Regions from separate parts of the Homo sapiens genome. Here region 2 is linked to region 1. A link is an interaction called in ENCODE POLR2A ChIA-PET data of the cell type or tissue named here. Cell type or tissue: HepG2. All regions are shown on one strand. Links, peaks and the distances in the headings refer to the core of each region. The heading gives the core; the rest is flanking DNA.

Region 1 (9,161 bases), core at 1,596-6,595:
TCCCCAAAGTCTTAACTCATTTCAGCATTAACTCAAAAGTCCACAGTCCAAAGTCCAAAGTCTCATCCTAGAGAAGGCAAGTCCCTTCCACCTATGAGCCTTTAAAATCAAAAGCAAGTTACACGTTGTGCACATGTACCCTAGAACTTAAAGTATAATAAAAAAAAAAAATCAAATCAAATCAAAAGCAAGTTAGTTACTTCCTAGATACAATGGGGATACAGGCATTGGGTAAATACAGCCATTCCAAATGGGAGAAATTGGCCAAAACAAAGGGGCTACAGGCCCCATGCAAGTCTGAAATCCAGTGGGATAGTCAAATTTTTTTATTTTTATTTTATTTATTTATTTATTTATTTATTTATTTATTTATTTATTTATTTTTTTTGGTGACAGAGTCTTGCTCTGTCACCCAGGCTGGAATGCAGTGGTGTGATCTCAGCTCACTGCAACCTCCATCTCCCAGGTTCAAGTGATTCTCCTGCCTCAGCCTCCTGAGTAGCTGGGATTACAGGCACCCGCCACCACGCTCAAGTAGAGACAGGGTTTTGCCATGTTGGCCAGGCTGGTTTCAAACTCCTGACCTCAGGTGACCCACCCACCTCAGCCTCCCAAAGTGCTGGGATTACAGGTGTGTGTTACCGCATCTGGCCAGTCAAATCTTAAAGCTCCAAAATGATCTCCTTTGAGCCCATGTCTCACATCCAGGTCATGCTGATGCAAGAGGTGGGTTCCCATGGTCTTGGGCAGCTCTGCCCCTGTGGCTTTGCAGGGTACAGCCTCCCTCTGGGCTGCCTTTACAGGCCAGTGTTGAGTGTCTGTGGCTTTTGCAGGCACACAGTACAAGCTTTCTGTGGATATACCATTCTAGGGTCTGGAGGACAGAGGCTTCTCACAGCTCCACTAGGCAGCACCCCAGTAGGGACTCTTTGTGGGGGTTCACACCCCACATTAACCTTCTGCACTGCCCTAGCAGAGGTTCTCCATGAGGGCCCCACCCCTGCAGCAAACTTTTGCCTGGGCATCTAGGTGTTTCCATACATCTTCTGAAATCTAGGCAGAGGTTCCCAAACCTCAACTCTTGACTTCTGTGTACTTGCAGGCTCAATACCACATGAAAGCTCCCAAGGCTTGAGGCTTGTACTCTCTGAAGCCATGGCCAGAGCTCTACATTGGCCCCTTTCAGCCATGGCTGGAGTGGCTGGGACGCAGGGCATCAAGTCCCTAGGCTGCCCTGGAGACATGCCCTGGAGATATTTTCACCATTGTCTTGGGGATTAACATTTGGCTCCTTGTTACTTATGCAAATTTCTGTAGCCCGCTTGAATTTCTCCTCTGAAAATGGGATTTTCTTTTATATTGCGTTGTCAGGCTGCAAATTTTCTGAACTTTTATGCTCTGCTTCCCTTTCAAAATGGAATGCCTTTAACAGCACCCAAGTCACCTCTTGAATGCTTTGCTACTTAGAAATTTCTTCTGCCAGATAACCTAAATCATCTCTCTCAAGTTCAAAGTTCCACAAATCTCTAGGTCAGGGGCAAAATGCTGCCAGTCTCTTTGCTAAAACATAAAAAGAGTCACCTTTGCTCCAGTTCCCAACAAATTCCTCATTTCCATCCACCTCAGCCTGGATTTCATAGTCTATATCATTATCAGCATTTTGGTCAAAGCCATTTGACAAGACTCTAGGGAGTTCGAAACGTTCCTACATTTTCCTGTCTTCTTCAGAGTCCTCCAAACTGTTCCAACCTCTGCCTGTTACTCAGTTCCAGAAAGTTACTCAGTTCCTAAAGTGCTCCACATTTTTGGATATATTTTCAGTGGCGCTGCAATCCCCATAAGAATTTACTGTATTAGTTGGTTTACAAGCTGCTGAGACGGGGCAATTTACAAAAGAAAGAGGTTGAATGGACTTACAGTTCCACATGGCGAGGGAGGCCTCACAATCATGGTGGGAGGCAAGGAGGAGCAAGTAACATCTTATATGGGCGGCAGCAAGCTTGTGCAGGGAAAATTCCCTTTTTCAAAACCACCAGATCTTGTGAGACTTACTCACTATCACGAGAATAGTACAGGAAAGACCTGACTCCATGGTTCAATTACCTCTCACTGGACCCCTCCCACAACACGTGGAATCCAAGATGAGATTTTGGCAAGGACTCAGCCAAACCATGTTAGTAACTGTTTGGGGTAACTTTTTTCTGAATAAGTTTTCATACAAACAATTCATATTCATGATAGAAACTTGAAAAAATCAGAAAAATATAAAAGAGCAATTAAAATAACCCACAATTATACCTTGGGTTCACATTGTGTAATTTAACACAGTGTATACAATTTAGTGTTCTGCCTTTTTCGTTATAGTGAAAATTTGTAGATAGTATATATTCTACAACAACAAGATTTTTAGTGTGCAACATTTCATTATTTGCTTAACCATTACCCTATTGTTGGAGGTTTAGATTGTTTACAACTAGTTTTCTTTATTAAATATAAACATACTAATCCACATTCTTAATAATAGCAAATGTAGGCCAGTATTAGTTTATATTTAATAAACAGCAATTACTAGAGCAATTGCTACTGCATTTTGCCAAGCATTGTACTAAATACATGAATTATCTTACTAAGTTTCATAATAATCCTATGAGAGAATTATTTTCCTTTTACAGATGATGAAACCAAGGATTACAGGCTAATTAAGGTGCTCACAGCAAGGAAAAATCCTTTACCTCTAATTTATCTGACATAAATGTTCCAATATGGGTTTTTATGAATAAGTAAATGGGACTGTTCAAAGATTCCAAATGCCTGTAGAAATATGTAATTATTAGGTCCAAATTGAGAAATTTGAAGTTTTTCTCAATTCATTTTACATATATATATATATATATATATATATATATATGAAGTTGTTTAATGAATATTTAGCTGTTTTGTTGAGTGGGTATTTTTAACATTAGAAATTATTATTCTACTCCAATCAAATAACATGTTATACCCCTATAGTCCTTATTTTGTGGTCTACAGAAAATAGTAGGAACACAGGCTCCAAAACTGAGCCTTTCATTTTCATTAGCAGATAGTAAAGCCACTGTAATCAAGAGAAATAAAAAATGAGAGGTGGTGAAAATTCTTGATTTTACAATACTTGAATATATGCAGTGTTCACAGATTTTCAAGTACCTACAGAGATGAAACTAAGTTAAACTAGCTAGCTAACCAGCTGAGGCTCTGCTCCCCACCGCTGTTTTAATGAATGGATAGGAATGATTTATAATCAGCACATTTTTTGATGGTATATAAAAGAGCTTGCTTCGAAAGCGCTTAAAGATGGTCGAAATGGTTTCCTAAGTAGTTGAACCTGTTTCTGTAGCAGAATACACACTTTTGAAATAGTGCCAAACTAGGTCAAGAAAGTCCCAATTAGAGAATTCAGAATTAAATGAAGCTTTAGAGTGCTCAATGACTCTAAAAAAAAAAGTACTAAAATACATACTGCCAAATCTTATCCAAACCTGAGGGATTAACTTTAATTTGTGAACATCCTGGAGCTAAACTCTATTAACTTGGGTACCCACCCAGTGGGTCAAGGAACAAAGTAAAAGCTAGAAGTAAGAAGTACTGAAATTTTAGTTACAAGTTTCATACAGGTAAACCCAAGGCGCTACAAATGAAGAATTAAAGGAATGAAAGGCGAAAGAATAAAGGGGCCAAAGAGGTGATCTCCTGAGAGCCTAGCCCCAAACTTCTATAGAGACTTAACTTCTGCTTTTCTGGACACGCGTGGGCACCCAGAACCCCGAATGGGGAGGAATGCTGTAGACGCCCTGCTGCCCTCCAGCCCGCGCGGCTGCGCGTCTCAGTCCACCCCTGGGGCGCGCGGCTGTCACCCAGGGCGGGGCGGCGCGGGCGTTGCCACGACGCGGGCCGCGCGCGTCCCTGGCAGCCAACCCGTCCACGTCAAGGTTTGTTTAATAATCGCCAGGGTATCTATGGCCGGGCTCAGGCGGCTGCTGGGGAGCCAGGAGACCGCGCGGGACGGCGGATGAGGCGCGGCGGCTGCGGCCCAGGGCACCTCCCCTCTGGCTTCCCGAACCCGGCCAGGTCCGACCCGAGGGGGAGGATGGAAACACCTGCCGCGCTCTGAGCCCCCCAGAAGAGAACACCCTTCCCGCCATATCACCCCACGGTCCTGCGGAGGCCACCGCCTGGTCCCCCCAAGTCTCCATCGCGCAGCGTGGGGCCGAGAGGAATAGTGAGCGATGGCGGAAAACCTGAAAAGACTGGTCTCAAACGAAACTTTACGAACGTTGCAGGAAAAGCTAGACTTCTGGCTGAAGGAGTACAACGTGAGTCTGGGTGAAAAACCCCCGGGGTTCGCCCTCCCATAGGTTCCAGCACAGCCCTTGTCGGGGATTTCTTAGGGCTGGAGTTGGTGGCCACTTTGCAAAGCCTCCGCGGTTGCGATTCCTAACCAGGATCTCAGCTTTCGACCGGGATCGCTGGGGAAGGAAGGACATGTGTGTACATGCCCTTGTCTCAGAGCTTCGGGAGGCGGCGCGCAGGCGGCCTGCGGAGCGCAGCACTAGGCTGCGGAGACTGGAGAGTGCTTCCAATCAGTGGTAACTAAGGACGCCGGCGACCTAGCAATAGGGAAGCCCTGCTGTCCGCGGCTGGTCTGGTCATGCCTGCCACTCTTTCCCATCCCCCTTGCCAGCGCAATCCACACCGCCTGCTTCCCCAATCCCGAATTATTTTTTACTACAACCCTCTCCTGCCCAGGGTTTGTATCAGAATGGATTTGTATAAACACACACCCAGGAGTTATTTACCCAGAAATCAGCGAAACGGACACTTGTTAACGTTGCGGGTTTCACTTGCGTGCTGGTGGGCCTGGAAATTGAGGCACAGTTCCAACACCAGGGCGGATTCAGGCCTTTTTCCAGGCATTTGTGAGAAGCCAGTATTCTGTCACCAAACCCATGAGCACTTTTCAAATCTCATTAATCCCTACTCGCACCCTGCCTCCCCATAATTCCCCCCTTCCCCCAAATAGAACGGTGAGTGTTGAATTTGCTTTACATTCGGTCGGTCCGTCTTAAATAGGGATTTCCCCTCTTACATAATAAGTGGAGCGGCCAGGCAAAAGAACTGTGGACCGGAAATTAGCCCCCCCTTGTTTCTACATTTGGCTCTGCATAGAACTAGCTGAATGACGGAGTCAAATTATTTAACTTCTCTTGGTCTTAGTACCTCATCTGTGAAATAGCAGAGATTGGTCTAGATGATATGTAAATTTCCTGTTCAGATTTTAAGTTTTTGAGCCTAGATTAGCTTGTTTCTGAGATCCTGCCTGTTATGAGGTCCTTAGGCTTCCCCATTCACCCTTTAACCAGTGCTCCTGAAGTGGAGGGGAGCTCAAAGAGCAGCTACAGCTTTCTCCTTAGCCTTCCTTTCTAGTGCTTCCTGTTCAGTCCTTTGCTCCCTTTTAAAGAACAAGCGCTGACCATTCCTTCTCCATTAAGAATTCTGGAAAGTTAAAATGACCTCTTTATCATAAAAGACTTGGGTTCCCCCCAACTAATTTTAAAAGTACCTACTACTTAGTCTCAGGAGGTTGAGAATAAGAAATTCTAACATGTATACAGTATTTACCCCTTTTTTTTTGCCCAGTGGCCTAACTAAACTCTGAATTTTAAAAAAACATGTTGTTTGTCACAATGTTTATTACAAATAACACTAGGATTTGTCTGGAACTAATAAACAATTATTTTAGAAACTCCCTGTAAGTGATGAGAAGTGCCTTAGTTTATTACATTTTCCTGTCTTGATAACATCCCATTCTCTGCTCTCATTAAAACCATTTCCATCCAGCTGTTTTCCCTTCATCTCTCTACAGTAGAGGCTGCACTCACAGCCACCAGTGTTTTTCATACCTTGTGGCCACTCCCCAGGTTCCATCATTTCTCTTGAGTTTGCAGGCATCATTATCACATTGGAATGTTGACACCTGTATTCTTCCCCCTCCACTCCTGCTTCATCTGTTACAAGTATGCTGATGAATCTTATTTCTATAGGATGTGTTCCCATCTGAGCTCTCACTTCTCCAACTGCCCATTGGACATCTTTCAATAGTGAATGCTATTGAAATGCTCAGAATGCTCAAAGTCAAATCTGTCCAAAATGGAATTTAGCCTCTCCCATGCCCCAACCACAGGTCTCATTTTTCTAAGTCGTCTTCATCATTATATACTCCACTCCCTTTTCACCATCATAATCTGTTGGTTCTAACTTCAAAGTTCATACGGAATCTAAACACTTTTCACCACCCCCACTGCTACCACCCTTCTCCATCCTTGATCATCTTTCACCTGGATTATTACAAAAATAACAACCCAAAGAGATGCTTCTAAATGTCAAGTCAGATCAAGTTACTCTTTTTGCAAGACACTCCAAATTTCCTATTTCAGTCAGAAGAAGCCAAAGCTCCTACAGTGACCTTCAAAGTCCTACACAATTGTGCCCCTTTAAGCTCTTTAACCTTATCTGTTACTCTCTCCCTTGCTCAGCCCACTCCAGCAGTACCAGCTTTCTTGCTCGTCCTAGAGCAATGCTGTCCAATAGAACTTTCTATGATGATGGACAGGTTCTATATCTGCATTGTCCAATAAGGTGACTATTGGGCACTTGAAATGTGGCAAGTACACACTGAAGAACAGAATTTTTAATTTGACTTAAGTCCAATTTAAATTCAGATAGCCACATGCAGCTCATGGCTGCTGTCTCAGACAGCACAGTTCTAGAGATGTGGACATGCTTCTGCTTCAGGGCATTTGCACTCACTGTTTTCTCTGCCTGAAAAACTTTTCACCTGTTGATATTTGAGTGAGATAGTAACATCCTCACTTTCTTAGGAGAGCTTTATTTCTTAGAAAGGGTAGCAACCTGCAGGCTGGGAAGCAGGCCCCTGCTGAAACCAGAGGCAGGCACTTGGAGGTAGGAAAGGTAAGGCAGGAATTAATGATGAATGGGTTGGCCACATGTATACATATTCAACAGGTAATATTCACGAAGGGGGAACGCTCACAAGCATAGTAAGCAAACATGCATGTTACGTTCATCCTATATTCATTTTGGGGTAGAAGCTTAACATTTAAATGTATTACAATTAGGCCCTATACATCAAAGGTGGAGGCAGGGACATGAAGGAACTTAGTGTACAGCCTCTGTGGACCGGCCAGAACCAGCCTATGGTCCGTGATCTCTTATCAAGAGAAAGTTACTGAAATCAGTCTCTTATCCAGTTGAAGTTGCAGTTATGGACTGTGGAACGGGAGGGGATCAGTTAGTCAGAGTCTGGTGGTCAGTGAGTTGCAATTGTTTTAACATTGTTTATCTCGAGGCCAGTACTTGCTTAGCTACTAGATAAAAAGAAAAAACCTTTTGACAATTAGAACATGGTTGATTCTTTATGTGTAGGGGTATGTGACTTAATCCTTGCCTGGCATGACCTTAGGTCTTTATCTTATTGCTGTAAAGAGTCTGTTATATTAGTCTTAAGATCTCTATTTTAACAGTAGCTTCATGCAGTCCAGAAAATTTTGCCTGTAACAGAACTAGCAGTATTTTTGCAGCAATCATGGTAGCCAAAGGAGGCTCTTAGCCCATATTTGTGTGACAGGGGTTAGTGACTTTAAAAGAACATGTCTTTATGTTAATAATGTTGGTGGTTGTATTCCTGAATATTTTATTCTTTTCTATTAACTCTTGCTTTCCTGTCTGCACAAAGCCATTAGAATGTGTTTGAAGTTTACTTATTTCAGTTCTACACTTATAACGTGGAAACTTCTTATTCATTTCCCTGCCTTCATTCATGCCCACTTCCAATCCAACTTTGATACAGCTGTTTGAAGCATCATTTTTATGGCTCTCATTGCCAATACTAGTGATTCTCAACACAGGCAAGGCATTGTCCCCTAGAACATTGTTTTTAAAACTTACCTACAGGACTCAATGCATTTTACTTCACAATATAGCACACATAAACCCTTATACTTAAAAACTCAAGTTTCATTAATAATTCTTACCTTTACTCATTGTGGTGTGTTTCTCTATTTTCTTTTTAGTATTATTTGCTGTTTGAGACTCACTAAATTGGTTTTGTTACCCACTAATGCTGTGGTTATCAATCTTCATTGCATATAGGAATTGTCTAAAAAGCTTTTATGTTTCCAATGACCAGGCCCCACGCGAGAGCAATTAAATCAATTTCTAGGAGTGGGAGCCCACAAAGCTCCTCAGGCAAAGGCTTTCCTGAAACTTCGTGGCCCTTACCAGCTTCTCTTTTGAGTTTTACCTCTGAAATCTGGACCAATTTTTATTATAGTAAGTAGCATGTGTTTTTGCATTTATTTTCGTGTTTATCTTAGACTCTAAATTCCTCCAGGGCAGGAGACATTGTGTCCCTAGCATCTACTGCATAGTGGCGTCTCCATAAAATTTCTTGAGAGTATAAATGCATGAATAAACCATGCCCTTCTGCTTCTTGAAACCATCTGCTTCTTCGGCCTCCTTATTCTTCTTCATCTTGCTTCCTGGGTGTCCTCTCATTTCTGATTGCTCTTGTTTTGTTTTTTATTCACTGGCTCTTCTTACTCAGACCACTTCTGACATAGCAAAATTGCCCCTCATTCTGCCCTCAGCCCTCTCCTCACTCTTTCCTCTCCCTGGTAATCTCATCTGTGCATGTGGCTTCTGCACTCTCCCACTTGCTGAAGCCTCCCAAAGCCACACCTCCCAGTCCTGTCTCTCTTCTAAGCTCCAGACTTACTTTCCATCTGCTTTGGGGAAAGCATTGTGTTTGAGAGCTCAGCTCCAGTGCTGGAGGCTGCAGGAATGGGTCTCCACCATTGTCTCTTCAAATTACTTAATTTGTTTTTCCTCAGTGGTGAATTTTGGATGATGATGGCATCCCATTTGTAGGATTGTTCTGAGGATTAAATGGAGCCATGTATATAAAGCTCTTAGCACAGGGCCTGGCTGGCATATAGTAGGTGATCAGTAATTATTAGGTACCACTACTGGACATTCCATCCGAAGGTCCTGCAGGCCCCCTGACTTGTTCAAACCCAAACTCAGGATCATCCCTCTCATACCTC
Region 2 (9,161 bases), core at 2,082-7,081, 170 kb before region 1:
TGGATGAAGCTGGAAACCATCATTCTCAGCAAACTATCGCAAGGACAAAAAACCAAACACCGCATGTTCTCACTCATAGGTGGGAATTGAACAATGAGAACACATGGACACAGGAAGGGGAACATCACACACCGGGGGGCCTGTTGTGGGGTGGGGGTAGGAGGGAGGGATAGGATTAGGAGATATACCTAATGTTAAATGACGAGTTAATGAGTGCAGCACACCAACATGGCACACGTATACATATGTAACAAACCTGCACGTTGTGCACATGTACCCTAAAACTTAAGTATAATACAAAAAAAAAAGGATTATACAGTTGACTGTTGAACAATACAAGTTTAAACTGCACAAGTCTACTTCTGTGGATTTTTTTCAGCCGAACAGAGATGGAAAATATACTATTGAGGGATGTGAAACCCCACCTGTATGGAGCACTGACTTTTGGTATACATGGGTCTTCCAGGGCTGACTGGGGGACTTGAGTATGTGTAGATTTGGGTATAGGTGGGGGTCCTGGAAACAGTCCCCTGCATATACTGGGGAATTACCGAATATTATTTTCATATTCTTACATACTATGAAAATAAAAACTGTATTTATAAATGCTTATATACACCACTAGGTAATTTATATATAAGTAAGGGATATAAAAATGTATATACTTATAATTTTTATATCCATATCATCATTTTAAAGCTATTGCCTCCTCTTCCCTCTCCATGTGAGGAGTATCACCTTCCTCAGCCCCTGGTTATTATGAAGTATGTCATTTTTGTGGAAGGTCACAGTTGCAACAGGAGGCTGCTGTGCTTCCTGATTCAGTTCTCTAGTTTATGCTGGGCTGTCCACAAGGCTAGAATTAGAAGAAAAAGGCAGAAGCTAGTTTCTCTATACTTCTGTCTCCTGAGGTTTCTAAGGTTATACTAATCAAGAAACCACCCAAGCGACATTGTCTTTGTCAGCCTTACATCAAAGTTTATTTTTTTCCCGGAAGCTTGGACATGATTTGATGTTTCTTTTTATTTGCTTAGTGTTCTCTTGAGTTGTCTAATATTGAGAGATTCTTCCTTAGACTGTGTTCCGTGCCCAGTCTAACTTGTAAGACACAGAAGACAGACATGAGTTGTAGGCTACATTAATAAATGTAGGCAAGACATTTCTTGCCATATCTCACCATTATTTTGTAGTTCTGGCTGGTGAGGTAGAAGGGAGTATATCAAATACCTGTTCTGTTCAGTTCTTACTGATTATTTGTTAATCAGAGAAAAACTTGTATTAAGTGCTTACCAGTTCTATATTAGGAGTGACTGTGTTTAAACACTGTAGTTAAAAGCTGAAGCCTGCAAATGCAGGAAATAAAACGTTTAAAATATACTTAAAATACTGATTGAATAGATGTCTGGTTTGGGTAAAAGAATATAAATTATCTGCTACTTTAAAGAACTCAGTATCTTTAAATAACTTAAAACTGCCTTTTCAATTTCCAGCATGTATAGAAAATATGATTCGACTAGAATAAAGACTGAAGAAGAAGCCTTTTCAAGTAAAAGGTGCTTGGAATGGTTCTATGAATATGCAGGTAGGTATTCATTTGTATCATCTAAGACTGATCCTTATGACAATAAGGAGTACCTTAGAGATGATTAAAGAATTTAAAAATGTGTACATTTCAAATTTGGGTGTGTGTGTGTGTGTGTCCCTGTTAGAGGGAGAGAGGGACATAGCTGTAACAAATCACCAGATAGCCTATTTTATAGCCAGCAGCTAAGCCAAATAATTCAGAACACTAGAAGGGAACTGAAAAGATGAAATGACTTGGGAGAAATACTTTGGATTGCTGGGAAACCTATTTGGAATGCTGATAATGGGTGATTATTTGGTCAAAGCACCTGTGTTAAAATAAGCTTTGCTGCTTTGAACCCTTACTTAGTGCAGTGAAATTTCTTTATATTAAGTGTTTCTATTTGGAAAGATCATTTGGCAGAAAATGTTTGTTTTGTCACTTAAAATGTTTTAAATTTAGTCTTTCTTTTTGCAATTTACTATAATTGGTTGGGTAATATAATGTTGCGACCTGGGGCTTATTTGTTATTGTGGCTTTGTATGGTGTAAAAAAGAAAAAGAAAAAATTTTCAAACAAGCTCAAGCTGAAGGCTCTTTTATCTTTCTTCTTTCTCACCTTATTTCAGGCTCTTTTATAACTTACCAACTGGCTATTCTAGCAACCTTTAAACCAATTTTCCTGTCATCTCCTCTCCAGACAACCTGCCATGTGCCACTGTTGTCTAATTTTTTTAAAACTAAGCTGAGCAGATCATACATACATTCCTGAACAACCTCAACCACTCCCCTCTAATCCCAACCCTATCTCCTGGCCAAAAGAATCCCTGCTATCTGCAGGATAAAAGAGAGTGAACTCCCCGTGCCTTTGCCTGAAATGATTTTCTCCGTTTTTCCATCTGACATGCTCTTACATCTTTTAAACCCTTAATTACCTTAGTAGCCTTTTCTGTACTTCCACAGGATAGTGTTTATAACTTGTTGTAACTTGTTTTGGTTCCCTTTTATTGGTATCAAAATGAGGAATTCCCCCTGTAGCCTGATCTGGCTATTTTTCTCCTATTCCCATGCAACCCTTTTTGTGATAAGAGCCTTGCCCCTGTTGGCCACAGAGATTGGTCTAGGTGGCTGGCACATAACCCAGGCCAGGCCAGTCAGACAAATCTTCACAGGGGTTTTCAGATTGAAGCTGGGAGGATCATGTCTTTCTCTTCTGGTGGAGGACTCGAGAGGTTATAGTTCTGATTCCTGTAGTTCTTCTTTGGACTTTTATGAGCTACCCCAACATCTTTCTAATGGATTCTCTGTCATTTCTTTAATGAGTTTGATCTGGATTTTGTTTGCGGGGCATGGACACTAGTGCAAACACATGGATGCTGTTAGCATTTGTCTGTTTTCATGTTTACAGACAAATTAAACATGAGTTCGTTTGATTCATTGAACCTGAATCTCTTGGAAACCTTTAGAATTTCTAGTAAAAGTGATTGACGGCTGGGCGCGGTGGCTCACGTCTGAAATCCCAGCACTTTGGGAGGCCAGGGCAGGAGGATTGCCTGAGTTCAGGAGTTCCAGACCAGCCTGGGCAACACGGTGAAACCCCGTCTCTACTAGAATACAAAAAACTAGCCAGTTGTGGTGACATGCACCTGTAATCCCTGCTACTCAGGAGGCTGAGGCAGGAGAATCACTCGAACCTGGGAGGCGGAGGTTGCAGTGAGCCGAGATTGTGCCACTGCACTCCAGCCTGGGCGACAGAGCAAGACTCCGTCTCCAGAAAACAAAAATAATTGACACTGTACCAGATATTCTGTAAATAGGTTCTGAATGAATGAAGAGCGTTCTCATATTCTTATCACATTGATTATGAAGATCTCTTGCTTTCCTATATTGATTCACATTTATTGTTATGAAAATGTTTTATAAGAAGGAAATTTTAAAGAAAAAGTACACTTAATCCCATCACCATAGCATAGCTATTCTGATTTTTTGGTACCTTCCTTTATAAGCAAATACAGATTTTTTCATAATATAAGCCAAGAAAATAGCAAGGTGTGACTTTTCTTCTTGTTTGCCTTTCTCTGACTTTAGAAGGGTGACATTTTGGACATAAAGATTAAGCTACATTATTTAGGTTCCTTGAAATCCCTGCTAAGTCCTTCGTTTTAACTGAACCCTTCAAGAAATTTGTGTGGAGGTGACTATTCCTATTTTTAGCCACCCCCTTCTTTTTCCCCCTTTTGCTATAGCTTGTCCATAGGGAAAATAACTGGCATTGGGAATAACTGAAAGCCCCATTGGCATGTGTTTTCATTTTGTGTATCTCAACCACATAAACTGAAACTGTAGGTCAGTATTAGTCAAGAAAAATGAATCGTGAGAAGAACCAGTGTGACTAACAGGTTGTGCTGTAGGATGAGTCTGTGGGAACAGGCTGTGATGCCACAGACCCCCTAGATACCAGCACGAAGAGGGCTTGTAAATGAAATTGAGCCATGTTCATTTTCCGTAGAAGAGAGCAGGCTGGTTTGGGCTGAGGATAAATGCTGACTCCCTGCCTTTTAATCTGGAGTAGAGTGGAGTGGAGGGGCAGCGGGGGCCTGGTGTGTGATTATTTCACATGGATGGACCTTCAGCTCTTCCCAGAATTCTCAGTTCCACTTTGTACCTTGCCCTCTGCTTTCCGTGGCTCCTGAGGCCTGAGCCCAGCTCTTCCAAGTTTCTGTCTGGCCAGTTAACCCCAGTCATCCTCTGCACATTCTAGGATGCAGCTTCTCACTTTCTAAAATCTCCACCAGCTCAATTTCTGATCTCCAGAAATATAATGAATAAACCCTTCTTCGCTGGGGGCTTTTCCTCCTGTTCTCTGGTTGTAGGTGTACTCCCTTTCACACTTTGGTACTTTAGCTCTCTGTGACTTTAGAAAGGATCGGCTGGGAGGTTCAGGGGAAGTGTTTATTTAGACCTTGATCTGAACCTGGAATCCCATTTTGTTTCATTAGAATGAAGACAACCAGGCTGGGCATGGTGACTCACGCCTGTAATCCTAACACTGGGAGGTCAAGGCGGGTGGATCATGAGATCAGGAGATCGAGACTATCCTGGCTAACACGGTGAAATCCCATCTCTAATAAAAATACAAAAAATTAGCCAGGCGTGGTGGCATGCGCCTGAGGTGCCAGCTACTCGGGAAGCTGAGGCAGGAAAATCACTTGAACCCGGGAGGCAGAGGTTGCAGTGAGCCAAGATTGCGCCACTGCACTCCAGCCTGGGCAACAGAGTGAGACTCCGTCTCAAAAAAAAAAGAATGAAGATGACCAGTTTACATAATTTATCTAATAACTTCCACTTTTTGAAATATATCTAAGAATAAGGAATTAAACCAAATACACAGGTGCCAACATTGGTTTTACAGTTATACTAAAGCTCACATACATAGGTCATAATAGTTCTACAAGTCCTGACTGTAGGCCCTTAGTCTATTTTGGATTAAGTTCTATAGCAGAATTGTTTGGTTTACCAAAAATAAAGTCAGTCATGGACAGTTGCAACAAATAATAAACTGGTCTGATAGCGAAGGAAGAGATGTTAAAAACTACCTAAGAGACCATGTGGGCCCCATTTGCCTCTGTGATGTGGTATGCTATAATTATGGGGCCATTATGAAAAGGTCAAATATCTTTAGTTAGGGGCCCCTGCTTAAGATGGCAGGGAAAGTGGAAGGACCACTTCTTTCTGGATTATTGTCAGTATATCAGCCTTACCAGATGTACCTCCAGTATCTTGTCACCTAGGGCATTTTATAGCTTATTATTTTAGATACAAGTTAAAAAAAAAAAAAAAAACAAGAAAAAAAAAACCTCTCTGTCTCAAACTTCACTTCTAACCCACTTTGTGTTAGCCAGTGGTGTATTTGTTAGCTTGCTTGACAGAGGTAATTACCTTAATTCTACAGGTAAATTTAGTGTAAAATACAACTAGAATCCCAACAAATCATGCAATTACAACTAGATTTAAATGTGTGCATGGGAAAGATGAGAAGAAAAGTGTTAGGGCTGGGTGCAGTTGGTCACGCCTGTAATTCCAACAATTTGGGAGGCTGAGGTAGGAGGATCGTTTGAGCTAAGGAGTTTGTGACCAGCCTGGGCAATATAGTGAGACCCCATCTCTTAAGAAAAGTGTTAGATGGCAGGGTTATTGGTAGCATTTCAATAATGTTGATTGGCAAACTATATTTTAACCTATTTTGGATAAGATATTACTTTGACAGTCATGCCATTGCAAATTAAAATCTTGCTCTTCTAAAACACACAGACACATGTATTTATAAGTAGTACAGCAACACTATAAAATTGGGAAAAAAGAAAAAGCATTAATAACTTACATAACCACTGCAAAGGATACCTCAGTAGACCTTCGTTGAGGTCTGGGGTGCAGTCAGCAGAAGCACCGTGCTCAGAGTTCATTTTCCCATGTGGCAAACAGGCAAATAAGTAGAGAAACATTACCTTTATGGTGAACATTGACAGAAAGAGAAGGCAGTAGCCAGGTTGGAGGATGCACGACGGGGAGAGGAAGCCGGGGAACACCCAAGCCATGTGCAGAGGCATGGCAAATGCAGGCGGCTTGCTAGGCTCAAGAATAAGTTGCACAGGCCGGGCACAGTGGCTCATGCCTATAATCTCAGCACTTGGGGAGGCCGAGGCGGGCGGATCACGAGGTCAGGAGATCGAGACCATCCTGGCTAACAGGTGAAACCCCATCTGTACTAAAAAATACAAAAAATTAGTCGGGCGTGGTGGCGGGCACCTGTAGTCCCAGCTACTCTGGAAGCTGAGGCAGGAGGATGTCATGAACCCGGCAGGCAGAGCTTGCAGTGAGCCGAGATTGCACCACTGCACTCCAGCCTGGGCGACAGTGCCAGACTCCATTTCAAAAAATAAATAAATAAATAAAAGAATAAGTTGCACAGAAAGAGCTTTTTTAAATTAGGAAGAATAGAAACCAAAGAGAGAGGAATTTTAAAAGAATTACAAAGTAACTTTCCCCCCCGGCTCTATGCAGCTGCTTCTCAATAAGCCATATCAGTAGATACCAAAAAGTATCTGTTGCTTAAAAAAAACACCCTTAACAAAATAGGAATAGATGAATATTTCCTTATCAGAATATTCTTCAGTCTCACAGCCTAAATACTTTAGTAGAATGATGAAAAGAACTTTGATTCATATCAACACACATATGTACACTTACAATGGGATAACATAAAATGTATTAATATTAGCTAAGAAGAATGAAGTAGATGTATGGGTACTGTCACAGGAAGATTACCAGACACAGTCAGTGAAAAAGGCAAGGTGTAGAATTACAAGTACCTCACAAACCCATGTGCGTAGGTGAACAAATTTGAAAACTGCATTTTAGTATATATTTGCCCATATGCAGCAAAAAGGTCCAGGAGGATACTATCATGTCTTATCTGGTAAAGAAAGGGAGAAGGCAAGTTTCTTTTTTTTTACTGTTTATTTTATTCTGTATGTTCTCTATTTAAATATTTTGTCATGTGAATGAATTGATGTGTAGTGTGTCTAATACATACATGAATGTGCACATGTGGATATATGCACTCTCAAACCAAAGAAAGCAGGCAATATATTGTGTGATAAAATGCTAAATGTCGTATTTGAGTCAAGAATGAGATAAGAATGTCCACTCTCACTACTCTTACTTGCCATTGTTTTGGAAGCTACTAGGCACTGCTGTTAGACAAGAGAAAGAAACGAGGAGTGTAAATATTGGAAAGGAGGAGACAGAAATGATCATTGCAGATGAAATGATTAAATTATTTTACACTTGGAAGGCCAAAGAGAATTGCCTGGGCAAACTTAGAAACACTAAATAAATATGTATATATTCCATGCATATACAATTCTATAGATGGCTTATTTTGAGAAGTGTTGTTAAAGAAGCTCTTTAATAAATAGTTGTCTCTGCAGAGTAGGGAGGAGTTAGAGGGGACAACTTCACTTTTGGAACATTTTATTTTTTATTTTCAAATGAAACTTTGTATCATGTTTATGTATTAATGTACAAAACTAAAATAGTATTTGGTTTTCTTCTGATAATCAAGATAAGAAAACTAGGAATATATAAATATATATATTTATATATAAATTTATATTTTTAAATTTATGTTTATACATTTATATAAAAAGGGGATAGAAGGGGACAAAACCCCAGAAAAAAGTAACAGATTTGAATATATGAAGTAAAATATTGTGTAATGAAGTAGAACATTTGTGATTAAAAGGAAAATAATGGCAACAAGAAAAAAGTATTTGCTTTGGCCAGATTATGAGGAAGGGCCTGAGTTTGAACTTTAGGGGGAGCCAAGGATTTGAAGCAGAAAAATGACGTAAGACTTCCCAGCAGGAGCTCCGGGTGACTTTAGTGTTCCTCCTTTGTTAAGAACAGCCACCTTATACTTTGTGTTAGTGAAAGTCTTGTTGTTACTTTGTATTGAGGTTACTCCTGTACTTTGTCTCCCTTCATGGAGGGCAGGGACTGTTTGCACCCTAGGCAACTACTGCAGTGCATAGCTCCAGGATGTGTCTAACAAATGTTATGGGAATGAAATGGATACATACTAAGAAGGTGAATTCTGCTGGACTTGGTGACTTGCTAAATCTAGAGGGTATAGGAGGATTGTAGAGCGTTTCCTATATTCTGGTATTCAGCCATTCATTTAGTCCTTCATTCAGTTTTTATTGGACCAGCTATTCTATGCCAGATAGTATGCTGAGCTTGTAAGAAGAATAAAGGAACTCTTGCTCTTGAGTTTAGAGGGAAAGACAGATGAGCTGGGACTTTGAATGCAGTGTGCTAAATGTGTGAGAACCATTCCTAGCATTGCGAGGGGTCACAGTACTGCCTGACCCAGCCTCTGCAGGTGGGGAGATTGTGAGGACTACTCCTTTGCTCTCAGTCTTAAAGGTTGAATAAGTTAGCCAGGGGAGTTGGGGGAAGGGAGAGGAGGGGACAGGAAGGGGACTAGAGGAAGACAGGCAGAGACACAAAGAGTAATACTGTGCTGGGTGTGTGTTCGGTGGTGGTGCAGAGTGAAGCCACAGGTAAGTAGGTGTTTCTGGACCTTAATTTTTTTTCATCCAGCAATATTTATTGATTCATTTACTTCTGAGAAACTTGTTTTGCAGTTGGAAAGATGTAAGACTGAAGAGGGAAGAAAGGCACTAGATCATAGAGAACCTTATGTGATAAGCCAAACACTTTGGATTTTATATTTAGGCTCTAGGGAGCCATTGAAGGATTTTAAGCCAGCATGGGATTGCGTTTGAAGTGGATCCCTTCAGTGGCTGTTTGCAGGATGGGTCGGGGGGAAAAGACTCTGGAATTAGGAGATCATGAGGAGACTGCTGTAGTTGTCAAGAATAAAGCCTTGAAAGAGCATGGTGCAGGAGAGGCACAATTAAGAAATAATTAGAAGGTAAAATTGGTAGTACACTTGATAATTGATTGGGTGTGAGAGAAAGGAGGAATACAGGAAGACTCCCAGGTTTCTATTTCTGGGTGTGCCACCAGCTGGG

Evidence for each region. Peaks named below come from ENCODE experiments on the same cell type or tissue, not always from the same donor. Only the 100,000 strongest peaks of a DNase experiment are listed, where the experiment ranks them.
Region 2: POLR2A ChIA-PET joins it to region 1 with 6 read pairs; 3 of 35 experiments call an interaction of 5 or more read pairs at or near these places.

The regions. Positions count from the first base shown.
Region 1 is chr4:52,047,440-52,056,600 of GRCh38, forward strand. SPATA18 (spermatogenesis associated 18) reads left to right here and starts at 3,865. Exons shown (of 13, transcript NM_145263.4): 1 at 3,865-4,352. The coding sequence starts at 4,266. RefSeq lists enhancers at 3,514-4,015, 4,016-4,515, 4,308-4,657 and a silencer at 3,838-4,137. In HepG2, for the core only: no CTCF peak of the experiment used is centred there; DNase peaks (open chromatin) are centred at 4,612 and 5,152; H3K4me3 peaks cover 2,167 bases.
Region 2 is chr4:51,876,273-51,885,433 of GRCh38, forward strand. It overlaps DCUN1D4 (defective in cullin neddylation 1 domain containing 4), which reads left to right. Exons shown (of 11, transcript NM_001040402.3): 5 at 1,491-1,582. Among named protein-coding and RNA genes, the nearest start is that of DCUN1D4, 38 kb to the left of the region's middle. In HepG2, for the core only: no CTCF peak of the experiment used is centred there; DNase peaks (open chromatin) are centred at 4,229 and 4,549; H3K4me3 peaks cover 482 bases.